3 separate regions of the Homo sapiens genome follow, and all the other regions are linked to region 2. Evidence: chromatin contacts called from ENCODE Hi-C or POLR2A ChIA-PET data. All regions are on one chromosome and are shown on one strand. The core of a region is the stretch at or near the end of the contact, and the rest is flanking DNA. Distances in the headings are between cores, read along the strand shown.

What was found. Hi-C counts contacts between places; a loop is a spot of excess contacts on that map. ChIA-PET counts read pairs that join two places held with the same protein, here RNA polymerase II (POLR2A). Pooled maps may share reads with other maps.
Region 1: a loop to region 2 is called in a pooled map, with 4 times the contacts of the local background. The contact joins the enhancer-like site here to the promoter of SCAT1 in region 2. A Hi-C loop is called at or near these places in 6 of 50 pooled maps. POLR2A ChIA-PET finds 5 or more read pairs at or near these places in 7 of 52 experiments (B cell, CD4-positive, alpha-beta memory T cell, HepG2 and 4 more).
Region 3: a loop to region 2 is called in a pooled map, with 2.1 times the contacts of the local background. The contact joins the enhancer-like site here to the promoter of SCAT1 in region 2. A Hi-C loop is called at or near these places in 9 of 168 maps with a recorded cell type or tissue (CD14-positive monocyte, Caco-2, Caki2 and 6 more), 1 of 37 single-sample maps with no recorded cell type and 3 of 50 pooled maps. POLR2A ChIA-PET finds 5 or more read pairs at or near these places in 4 of 52 experiments (GM12878, OCI-LY7, Panc1 and 1 more).

What each region holds. Positions count from the first base shown.
Region 1 is chr17:78,664,001-78,667,429 of GRCh38, forward strand. No RefSeq gene overlaps it. Among named protein-coding and RNA genes, the nearest start is that of SCAT1, 34 kb to the left of the region's middle. RefSeq lists enhancers at 2,282-2,893, 2,894-3,429. Within about 2 kb of position 2,056, at least 20 of the 41 ENCODE cell types and tissues checked have a DNase peak (open chromatin) inside an H3K27ac peak, as active enhancers do.
Region 2 is chr17:78,630,412-78,633,754 of GRCh38, forward strand. It overlaps SCAT1 (S-phase cancer associated transcript 1), which reads right to left and starts at 1,646. Exons shown (of 5, transcript NR_110849.1): 1 at 1,579-1,646; 2 at 1-19. RefSeq lists an enhancer at 1,480-1,981.
Region 3 is chr17:78,693,633-78,696,804 of GRCh38, forward strand. CYTH1 (cytohesin 1) reads right to left here. Exons shown (of 14, transcript NM_004762.6): 10 at 2,375-2,377. It also overlaps the pseudogene RNU6-638P. Among named protein-coding and RNA genes, the nearest start is that of SCAT1, 63 kb to the left of the region's middle. Within about 2 kb of position 1,718, at least 3 of the 41 ENCODE cell types and tissues checked have a DNase peak (open chromatin) inside an H3K27ac peak, as active enhancers do; they include GM12878, where a contact is called at or near this core.

The DNA.
Region 1 (3,429 bases), core at 806-3,305, 34 kb after region 2:
GAACCCGGGAGGCAGAGGTTGCAGTGCACTGGTATTTCAGGAAGGTGCCCCCTCAAGTCTCCATGGTATCCCTTGGGCCCTGAACAGGGGGCTAATTTGTCTGCACCTTGAGTGAGGCCAATGGGCTCGGGCTGTGATGTGTGATGTCTGCTGTCACCGACGGTGCCCAGCACAATGTGAGAACTTAGTGGTCTCCACCCCTTTTCCTGTGACCGAAAGGGTGCACCAGATGCTATGGAGCAGACACACACAAGTTACCCTTGAACAAGGCAGCGTGCAGAGTTCAGAAACCAGTAGCACAAGCATGGGGCGGGGGCGCTGCTCTAAGACATCATCAGCATGAATGGGCGAATACCTGACAGGTGTGAGTGGATTCGGTTCGGTGTGAGTTAATAGCATTGCGTCACACAAGCACCTGAACAAAGCTGATGACATCGGGGGGCTCTCGGGTGAAGGAAGCTGGGGTCCCGGTTTTAGGGGAATTCCTCCTCCAGGAGCCCTCCTGGCGTCTCTCTTTGCCACCCAGCCCCAGCTTAGGATGGAGGGCCCTAGGCTGGGTTCCTAAGGCCCCGGGTGATTCCCTGAGGCGGCCATCATCCACATACATGCACGCTTGTCTGCCTGTGGACGGTGTAAAGCCCCTCGAACCCTCCCACGGGCCGTCCTTATCTCTGTACCCACGGGGCTGGTGTGCACTAGAGCAGTGTTCCACCAATAAATGAGAAGGCGCTTTGAAGAATGAGCAGGCGCTCACCTGGCTGGGAGAGGGGTGGGCGAGACCCATGGCTGGGAATGAGCAGGGCTAAGGCAGCAGCATTCCAGGTCCCCTCAGTCCCATGGCTGGAGCAGGGCTGTCGGGGGAGGCTGCAGGAGATGGAATGGGGAGGCCAAAAGGGACTCCAGCCTGGGAGGTGCAGTCTCCCCCTCTAAGGAGTTTGGGGCTACCCCATTGTCAGGAAGGTGTTTTGAGGGGTTTCCAGGAGGTGGCTGGTGGGACACAATCACATTATCTGAGCCCTGAAAAGACCAGGCAACACCATGGGAAACTGGCTGGAGGGAAACCAGTGTGGAGCCTACTGTGGTCCCGGGGCGGGAGACCAGATCCTCTCTGGGTGTTCGTGGCTGTCCGTGGTGTCCAAGGCACCAGGGACAAGGCTACGCAAGGGGCACCTCTAGCTCATGGCGGATAGTTCCGACGCTGCAGCCGTCAGACGTGTTAAATCACACAGGGCATGAACCGGGAAACATGAAATCCACCCTCAGCTTCAATTGCTCCAATAATTATTTGTTAGCTCAGAAGTTCAAGACATTTGGAACAGGTCCAACAATGATGTCAACTTAGTTCCCATCTCTGAATCTGTGGTGGAGAAACCTGGACACTGGAAACAGGGTGGGTTTGGGGATCCGGCTGACCTGGGGCCCAATTCTGACTTCCCTGTTTCTGCGAGCCCCTGGATACGTACGTTTCTAAATGTCTCTGAACCTCGGTTTTCCTGTCTTTATCATTCGTGCATTCATTCATGACATTGTCATTTATTCAACAAATACGTACTGAGCACCTACTATCTATCAGGCACCGTTCCAAGTACAGGGAATATAGGTGTGAAAAAAAGCTCCTGCCCTCACTGATTTTACATCCTGGGACAGGGAGACAGAGGAATAAGTCATGAGGTGCCACTGGGCAGGGAAGGGGCTGGGGAGAGCTGCGGGCGGCTGTGATCGTGGTAGCAATGAGCCCTAGCAGCACTGCTTTCATCTCGGGGCTGCTATGAGGACTGAGTTAGAGAATGGGTGTTAGAAGAGGGCTGGCACCTGCCGGGGCCCAGCATCTCATCCTGCACCAGCCTGGTGGGAAGGCTTGATTCCCTTCAAGTATCAACAGCCATGGAAGCTAAATCTCGACCAGACCTCGCAAGGAGATTTAAAAGGAGAAAAGAAAAAAGGCATCATTCTGAATAATTATTCCTCAAAGCCGTCCCTGTGGCGTGCTGATAACCTATCGGGTCACATGTGGCAGTTTACTTTAAAGGCAAAGGGGTTTCCAAATGAACCTGCCCGGGCGGGGAAGCTCTTGTGGTTCCTGGCGGCATCCTGTCCCTCAGTAGAGAATCTTATCACGACTTCCTCAGGCTGTTGACATTCTGATTAGTGTGCAGTCCACAGACATCAAAAAGGACAAGGATGGATTCTGAAACCAGGAAGTTTTACTGACTGTCTTGCTCACAGACATTTTAGCCTGTATGTTGTCATCTGCAGTCAGTGACTGTAACCTCTGTATTGTACCGTCCAGTGAAAAGGACAGCTCCAATGTGAGGAGTCCCCCTCTACACTCTCCTCTAAAAGGCTTCCAGCTTGGAGCAGGCCCCAGGACACGCCCACCTTTGTTGGCATGTCTGCCGGGGTTCATCCTCACTTCCGGTTTCCAGTAAACCAGATCACAGTATTTCTGCCTCAGCTACTCTCTGCCTATGGGGTAACCCTGCTCTGCCAGAGCAGTCAAAAAAGAAAAAACATTGGGAAAAAAAAAAGGAAGAATATTATTTCTGCCTCAACAGTCTTGATTTCGGTCAGCAGGAGGCTGCGGTGGGATAGCTGGGAGCACATTTGGGGTGGTGTCAAGTGTCACCATGGAGGGGAGGTTGAGCTTGATCCTCTAGATGTGACACTGGCCGCTGGTCTGGGAGTGAGGGTGGAGAGACAGGCTGGTGCCTTGATTAGCGCCAGCAGCTCGCTGCTGCACTCAGGCCGGAGCTGCCAGAGACAGCCCTCAAGGACTCATTGTTGGTTGAGCAACGCAGAGAGTATGTGTGGCCCCAGGGCAGCCGGGCCCCAGGGCCAGGTTACTTAGGGGTGTATGTCTGCTGCCTGAACCCTGAAGGCCAGGTGGTTAGCCCAGGCCATGTTGCCCAGCTGTATTCATTCCTTTTCACTCTGCTGGTAAAAACATACCTGAGGCTGGGCATTTACAAAAGAAAGAGGTTTAATTGGACTCACAGTTCCACGTGGCTGGAGAGGCCTCACCTTCATGGCAGAAGGCAAGGAGGAGCAAGTCACACCTTACGTGGATGGCGGCAGGCAAAGAGAGAGCTTGCGCAGGGAAACTCCCATTTTTTAAAACCATCAGATCTGGTGAGACCCATTCATTATCATGAGAATAGCACGGGGAAGACCCGTCCCCACACTTCAGTCATTTCCCACCGGGTCCCTTCCACAACACGTGGGAATTATGGGAGCTACAAGATGCGTTTGGGTGTGGACACAGAGCACAGCCAAGAGCAGGTGTCCCTGAGAACCCAAACATCCTGGGGAGGCCCCGAGCACTGGGGCTCCCTGCCCCACCCAGGGCAGGACGTGAGCAGGACCTTTTGACATGGAGGCAGAGAAACACTTCCCAAGAACCTCAGAGGGTGGGCTTGGGAGGGGTGGCCA
Region 2 (3,343 bases), core at 396-2,895:
CCAATCCAGTAACTGGGGTCTGTATAAGGAGAGAGAACAGAGGCACATGAACGGAAGGTCAAGCGACAACGGGTGCAGGGATGGCAGCCAGGCAGCCACAAGCCAAAGGACGCCCAGGATGGCCAGCAGCCCTGGAAGCCGGGAAAGACAAGGGAGGCTCTTCCCCTACAGCCTGCAGAGGGAGCAGGTCATTATCTGTTAATATCTTGATGTTGCAGTTTGGCCTCCAGAACTGTGAGAAATGTGATGTTGTTTGATGCCACCCAGTTTGTGTTCCTCTATTACAGCAGCCCCGGAGACTAGTAAGTGGGTCCCTGGCAGAGGAAGGGGACAGAGCGTCGAATTCTCCTCCCCGCAGGGAGCCACCTGGGCTCCGAGAAACCCTTGCACCGGCCAGAGGCCATGACACTAATGCTGGAATGTTCTCTGTGAGCGATGAAGCTTTCAACCAGACTCCGCTAGAGAAAAATACCCGACAGAACTGTTTACCCGATTAAATGAAATTAAATTCAGTTTTCTTGTTGCCAAGCAGAAATGAGGCCCTGTCATAGGAATGTCTGAGCAGTTATAAAAATAGGAGTTCATGTTTGCACATAGCTGGTTGAAAACAGAAAATTCACACCTGCTCTAAGAGATAAACAATGCACAGCTGAGCGTTGAACTCACACAAACGAGCCACCATGCACTGCAGAACAGAAACAGAAGAAGACTTAAGAAAAAAGCCAAGATAAATGATCACAGCCAGGCACGGTGGCTCATGCCTGTAATCCCAGCACTTTGGGAGGTTGAAGCAGGCAGATCATTTGAGGTCAGGAGTTCAAGACCAGCCTGACCAACATGGTGAAATCCCATCTCTACAAACAAACAAAGAAACAAACAAAGAAACAAACAAAAAATTAGCTGGGTGTGGTGGCAGGTGCCTGTAATCTCAGCTACTCAGGAGGCTGAGGCAGGAGAATCACTTGAACCTGGGAGGCAGAGGTTGCAGTGAGTGGAGATCACACCACTGGACTCCAGCCTGGGTGACAGAGTGAGACTCCATCTCAAAAAAAAAAAAAAAAAAGATCCTTCCTCCCCAATTCCAACACCCCCCAGGAAAACTCAGTCTACAATTGAATATAAAGCAAAGAACTGGCTGTTTGAAAAGTTCATCAAAACGTGCAAATGTCTGGCAAGATAAATAAAGAAAAACCACAAACATAAACCACGCCAGCCTGGGCAAAAGAGTGAGAAGAGAAGAGGGGAGAAGAGGGGAGAAGAGGGGAGGGGAGAAGAGGAGAGAAGAGGGGAGGGGAGGGGAGAAGAGGAGAGAAGAGGGGAGGGGAGGGGAGAAGAGGGGAAGGGAGAAGAGAGGGGAGGGGAGGGGAGAACGGGAGGGGAGGGGAGGGGAGAAGAGGGGAGAAGAGGGGAGGGGAGGAAAGAAAGAGAGAGAAAAGGAGTGAGGGAGGGAGGGAAGGAAGGAAGGAAACCAAAGGCCAGAGGAGAGCCTGGAGGGGGTCCTGCTCACAGCCTCAGAAGGGATCAACCCTGCAGACACCTGGATATCAGACTTTGGCCTCCAGAACTGTAAGATGGTACCTTTCTGTTGTTAAAGCCAGGGGTCCTCAACCCCTGGGGCCACAGACAGTGCCCTGTCTGGGCCACACAACAGGAAGTGAGCAAACGAAGCTTCATCTGTATTTGCAGCCACTCCTCATCACTCATGTTACCGCAGAACTCCGCCTCCTGTCAGATCAGTGGTGGCATTTGATTCTCAGAGGAGCACGAACGGTATTGTAAACTGCGCATGCGAGGGATCTAGGTTGTGGGCTTTTTTTTTTTTTTTTTTTTTTTTTTTTTGAGACACAGTCTCGCTCTGTCGCCCAGGCTGGAGTGCAGTGGCGCAATCTCGGCTCACTGCAAGCCCCGCCTCCCGGGTTCACGCCATTCTCCTGCCTCAGCCTCCTGAGTAGCTGGGACTACAGGTGCCCACCACCATGCCTGGCTAATTTTTTTGTATTTTTAGTAGAGACAGGGTTTCACCGTGTTAGCCAGGATGGTCTCGATCTCCTGACCTCGTGATCTGCCCTCCTGGGCCTCCGAAAGTGCTGGGATTACAGGCGTGAGCCTCCGAGCCCAGCCCCTGAGCCACCGCGCCCAGCGGTTGTGGACTTCTTATGAGAATCTAATGCCTGATGACCTGTCACCATCTCCATCACCCCCAGATGGGTCTGTCTAGTTGCAGGAAAACAAGCTCAGGGCTCCCACTGATTCTTCATGATAGCGCAGTTGTATAAGGATTTCATTATATATTACAATGTAATGATAATAAAGTACACAATCAATGTAATGTGCTTGAATCATCCTGAAACCATCCCCCACCCCTGCCCCCATCCATGGAAAAAATTTTCTTCCACAAAACTCATCCCTGGTGCCAAAAAGGTTGGGGACTGCTGGTTTGAGCCAAAAACAAAAATCAAAAAAACAAAAACAGGCTGGGCACGGTGGGCGGCTCACACCTGTAATGCCAGCACTTGGGGAGGCCAAGGCGGGCAGGTCACTTGAGCCCAGGAGTTTGAGACCACCCTGGGCAACATGGCAAAGCCCCGTCTCTACTAAAAATACAAAAATTAGCAGGGCGTGGTGGCAGGCACCTGTAATCTCAGCTACTTGGGAGGCTGAGGCACGAGAATCACTTGAACCCAGGAAACGGAGGTTGCAGTGAGCTGAGATCACGCCACTGCACTCCAGCCTGAGCGACAGAGAGAGACTGTCTCAAAAACAAAAACAAACTTCTCCCCCTCTCCCTTCCCCCCAGAGGTCGCCAGGCCAACACCATTTTACCGATTCTGACAAACCTTCCATGAATATATAATTTCCATGTTATTTAAATTACTACAGAACCCCTGAAGAGATTATTTTATCTTTTTTTTTATAGAGATGGGGTCTCACTATATTGCCCAGGCCAGTCTCAAACTCCTGGCCTCTGGCAATTCTCCCGCCTCGGCCTCCCAAAGTGCTGGGATTACAGGCAAGAGGTTATTTTTATAAAGTGAAGGTTTTCCTAGGTTATTTTATAAAAGTGAAGGCTTTGCTAGCAAAGACTGACCAAAGTAGTCAAGGAAAATGAGAGATCAATGTCTCACGGGAAATGAGAGATTCAAGAACCCAAATCAACCATCAGCAAGTGGGCAGTAACTGTCCCTATTAAAAATGATCCTTAGGAGGCTGGGTGCGGTGGCTCACACCTGTAATCCCAGCATTTTGGGAGGCCAAGGTGGGAAGATTGCTTGAGCCCAGGAATTTGAGACCAGCCTGGGCAACATGGTGAAACCCTCTCTCTAAAAAAATAAAAGTGATCCCG
Region 3 (3,172 bases), core at 468-2,967, 63 kb after region 2:
AAAAAAAAGAAAAAAAAAAAAGTTGGGGTTGGGGCCGTGAAGTTATGCTGAGACAGACATGAAGGAAGGAAAAATTTCCCCAAGCCTATCTGAATGAAGCTACACCTGCTGTCAAATCGGGACCACAGGCTTTCTCTTCCTCCACCTCTCTCCCATCAAGGGAACATTTTCTGAACATGAACCACTCAAAACTTATCCCTAAGGCCTTGACCTGTGAAGCTATGCATGGCATTCTAGAAACACTTCTTGTGCCTGCTCTTTTGCTAAGACTTAACCTACAGACAATACCGCTTCTCCAATCTTCCTAAATAGCAAGGATCATGGGGCATAAATCTCATACCTCCGATCATGCTTTCTCTCTTGCCCTCATCACAAATAGCTGAGCAAAGAGGAGAATGGTTTTACAGGGATTATTCTAACTGCCAGGACCTGCCTGCATGCTCACACCAGAGAAACCTAAGGGGAGTATGCAAATAATGTTATGAAAAGAAAATGTCCAGCGTAGGTCCTGGCAGACAAGTAAAAGGACCACTGGACTTTCAGGCCAGTTTTTAGCACCCTGCTTGGATGCTGAACCCTAGGCGGGCTTACGTGACTGATCATTAATTGCCAAGATTCCAAATGACACAGATCTAGGTTATGCGAGGGAATTTGCTGTAAGCAAGCACGTGCCCTCCACCTGCCCATCCTGTGCTATATCAAGCAAATTGAGACTCTCCCTCCAGTAACTTCTAAGTTTCATGTGAGCCCTTGCCACTGGTCCCTAAAGGTTAGATGGCATGAATTAAGAGAAAACCATAAATGGATACTATGACATGCATGTGGAAAACAGGAAAGCCCGGGCAGAATTAAATAAGGAGGATAAAGAAGGCAAGGACTATATTCAGGATTGAAGCCAATTTGTTCTTAAAAAGGAACCCCCTCCACCAATTCAGAGTCTGAGAACTTTGGTCTTCCAGCCTGGCGGGCCATTGGTTGCCCACGGAGGCTCGGCACAAAGGGAACATCAACCCATGCTGACCTCCCATGCGCTCCATCACAGGACACTACCCGGGGAACCCTTCGGACATAGGAGATCATGGAAAAAGCGAGTCAGATGCTAAAAGAAACAAGATGGAAAGAAATCAAGGAGAAAAAGCAAAGCCAGAAGAAATTCTCTGCCTGATTACAAAAGCTTGGTTATTATGCCTGGACAATTTGTTGCATTACAGAGACCTCTACCATAAAGCATCACTGTGGGCCCACGGGGAACATTTCCACGTGGAAAGAAAAGCAGACATGAAACAAGCAGACAGATCAATGTGCGCCTAGGACAGTCCCTGTGGAACTCACAGGACCACCTCCCACTGCACGGCTCCTCAGGCCTCCTGTGACCTCCCCGAGACATCAAGGCCGGATGCCATCTTCCCCTACAGTTGAGAACAACCTGACAAGTCCCTGAAGCATCTCAGTAACTGTGCGTGTTTGGGGTTGTTCTTTTTAAGTGTAGCTACTGCTCAGGGAATGCTTAGGCACAAACCTGAGGGGTCTTGGGCTAAGAAAATATGTTTCCCCAAAAAAACCAGCAAATGGAGAGGAGACACCAAAACCATAACCAGGAGACCGATTCGGGGCTTTAACGAGGACTCGCTGAAAAAGCGAGGGAGCAAAACAAAACATAACAACAGAGCCGAGGCTGTTAATACCCTTCTCTGATCCCCAGGAAACTAAACACGAGGACTTCAGGGAGGGTTTTTTGGTTTGGACTTGTTTTTTTCACCTTCACTCGGTATCATTTTGAGTTTAGGAAATACCATTTCCCCTTTTCGTGCAAAGGCAAATGTCTTAAGTATCATCTAATTTAGTTCTTTCCCTAGTTTGCTTTTCCATCATGGTAAATCAGAAGCTTTCCATAGCTTTGGGAAGTCAAGACTTTGTTCTCTCTGGAGTAAGTCTCAGCTTGAAAAAAGAAGAAAAAAGAAAGACTTCCTTCTCTTCTTTCTCCTCTTCCCCACGTCAGAGATTAACTTTCAATCAGGCTGATTAATGGACGTCAAATTGAATATCAAACATAGCGCATGTCTTAGCCAATAATTCCAAGTGAAAATGTCATGGAAACTTCCTCTGCTTTTACAAACCCACTCTTAGTATGTTTTCTTGCATTACTGCATTCAGTAATGAATATAACATATACTCCTCCAAAAAAGAAAAACGAAAATTGCTCCAAACCCCTGATCCTGACCAGTTCCCTAGGGACTGTACAATAAGTTAGAAGCAGCATTAACACTACCACCGGCAATTAAAAAACAAAATAACCAAAAATAACGAAATCAGAAAATGCTGCAGTAATGACAGTGGCCTAGCAGAGCGAGCGAGCAGGCTGAGGGTTACATACCTCCTGGAGTTTGGGGCAAGGAAAAGGAGAGCCAAAATCATGGAAACATACAAATGAGGGAGAAAAGAAAATTAAAACAAAGAAATTAAACCCGATTCCTTAATCTTAAAGTGCAATGTATCAGTCACATTCATGCCTGCCTGGGGAGAGAGCTGAACTAAAAACACTCAACGGGCAAATGATCCCACTACTGTCTGGCACGTGAACGAGGGGCTCTTACATGCCACGTTCCACCTCATCAAGGCAAGATTTGAGGCACTACTGGAAACCTGGCCCCAAAGATGCCACAAATCGGCTTTTACAAAGCCAATGTTTACTAGTATATCCAGAATCAGAGCAAAGAAAGCTAAGGTTATTTCAGGGAAAATTAAATGTCTTTCTTGAGATGGCTGTCACTTTTTAAAGTGTGTGTAAGAATGCACACACATATACCCATGAGTACACATGTACTGATGTGTATACACAAGAATACACATTCTTATGGCTATATGCATACACAGACATATACACACAGCTACAGACGGCTGGAAGCCCTGCCTTCTGCAGCACATAAACACAAAGAGTGATACTAAGTGTGCTACAATGAAAACACAATATTCAGAGTCTAGAAGGATTTGATGGAGGTTTAGAAAAAGTAATGCAATGAGCTAAAACTGAGTCCCACACTTGGTTAAATTTTCTCTTTTTTAAAATACGAGATGCCTCATGAATTTGCATGTCATCCTGGTCTAAGAACCAAGATAATCTTTGTACTGTTCTAATTTTAGTATCTGGGCTGTCAAAGCTAACACTTAGTAT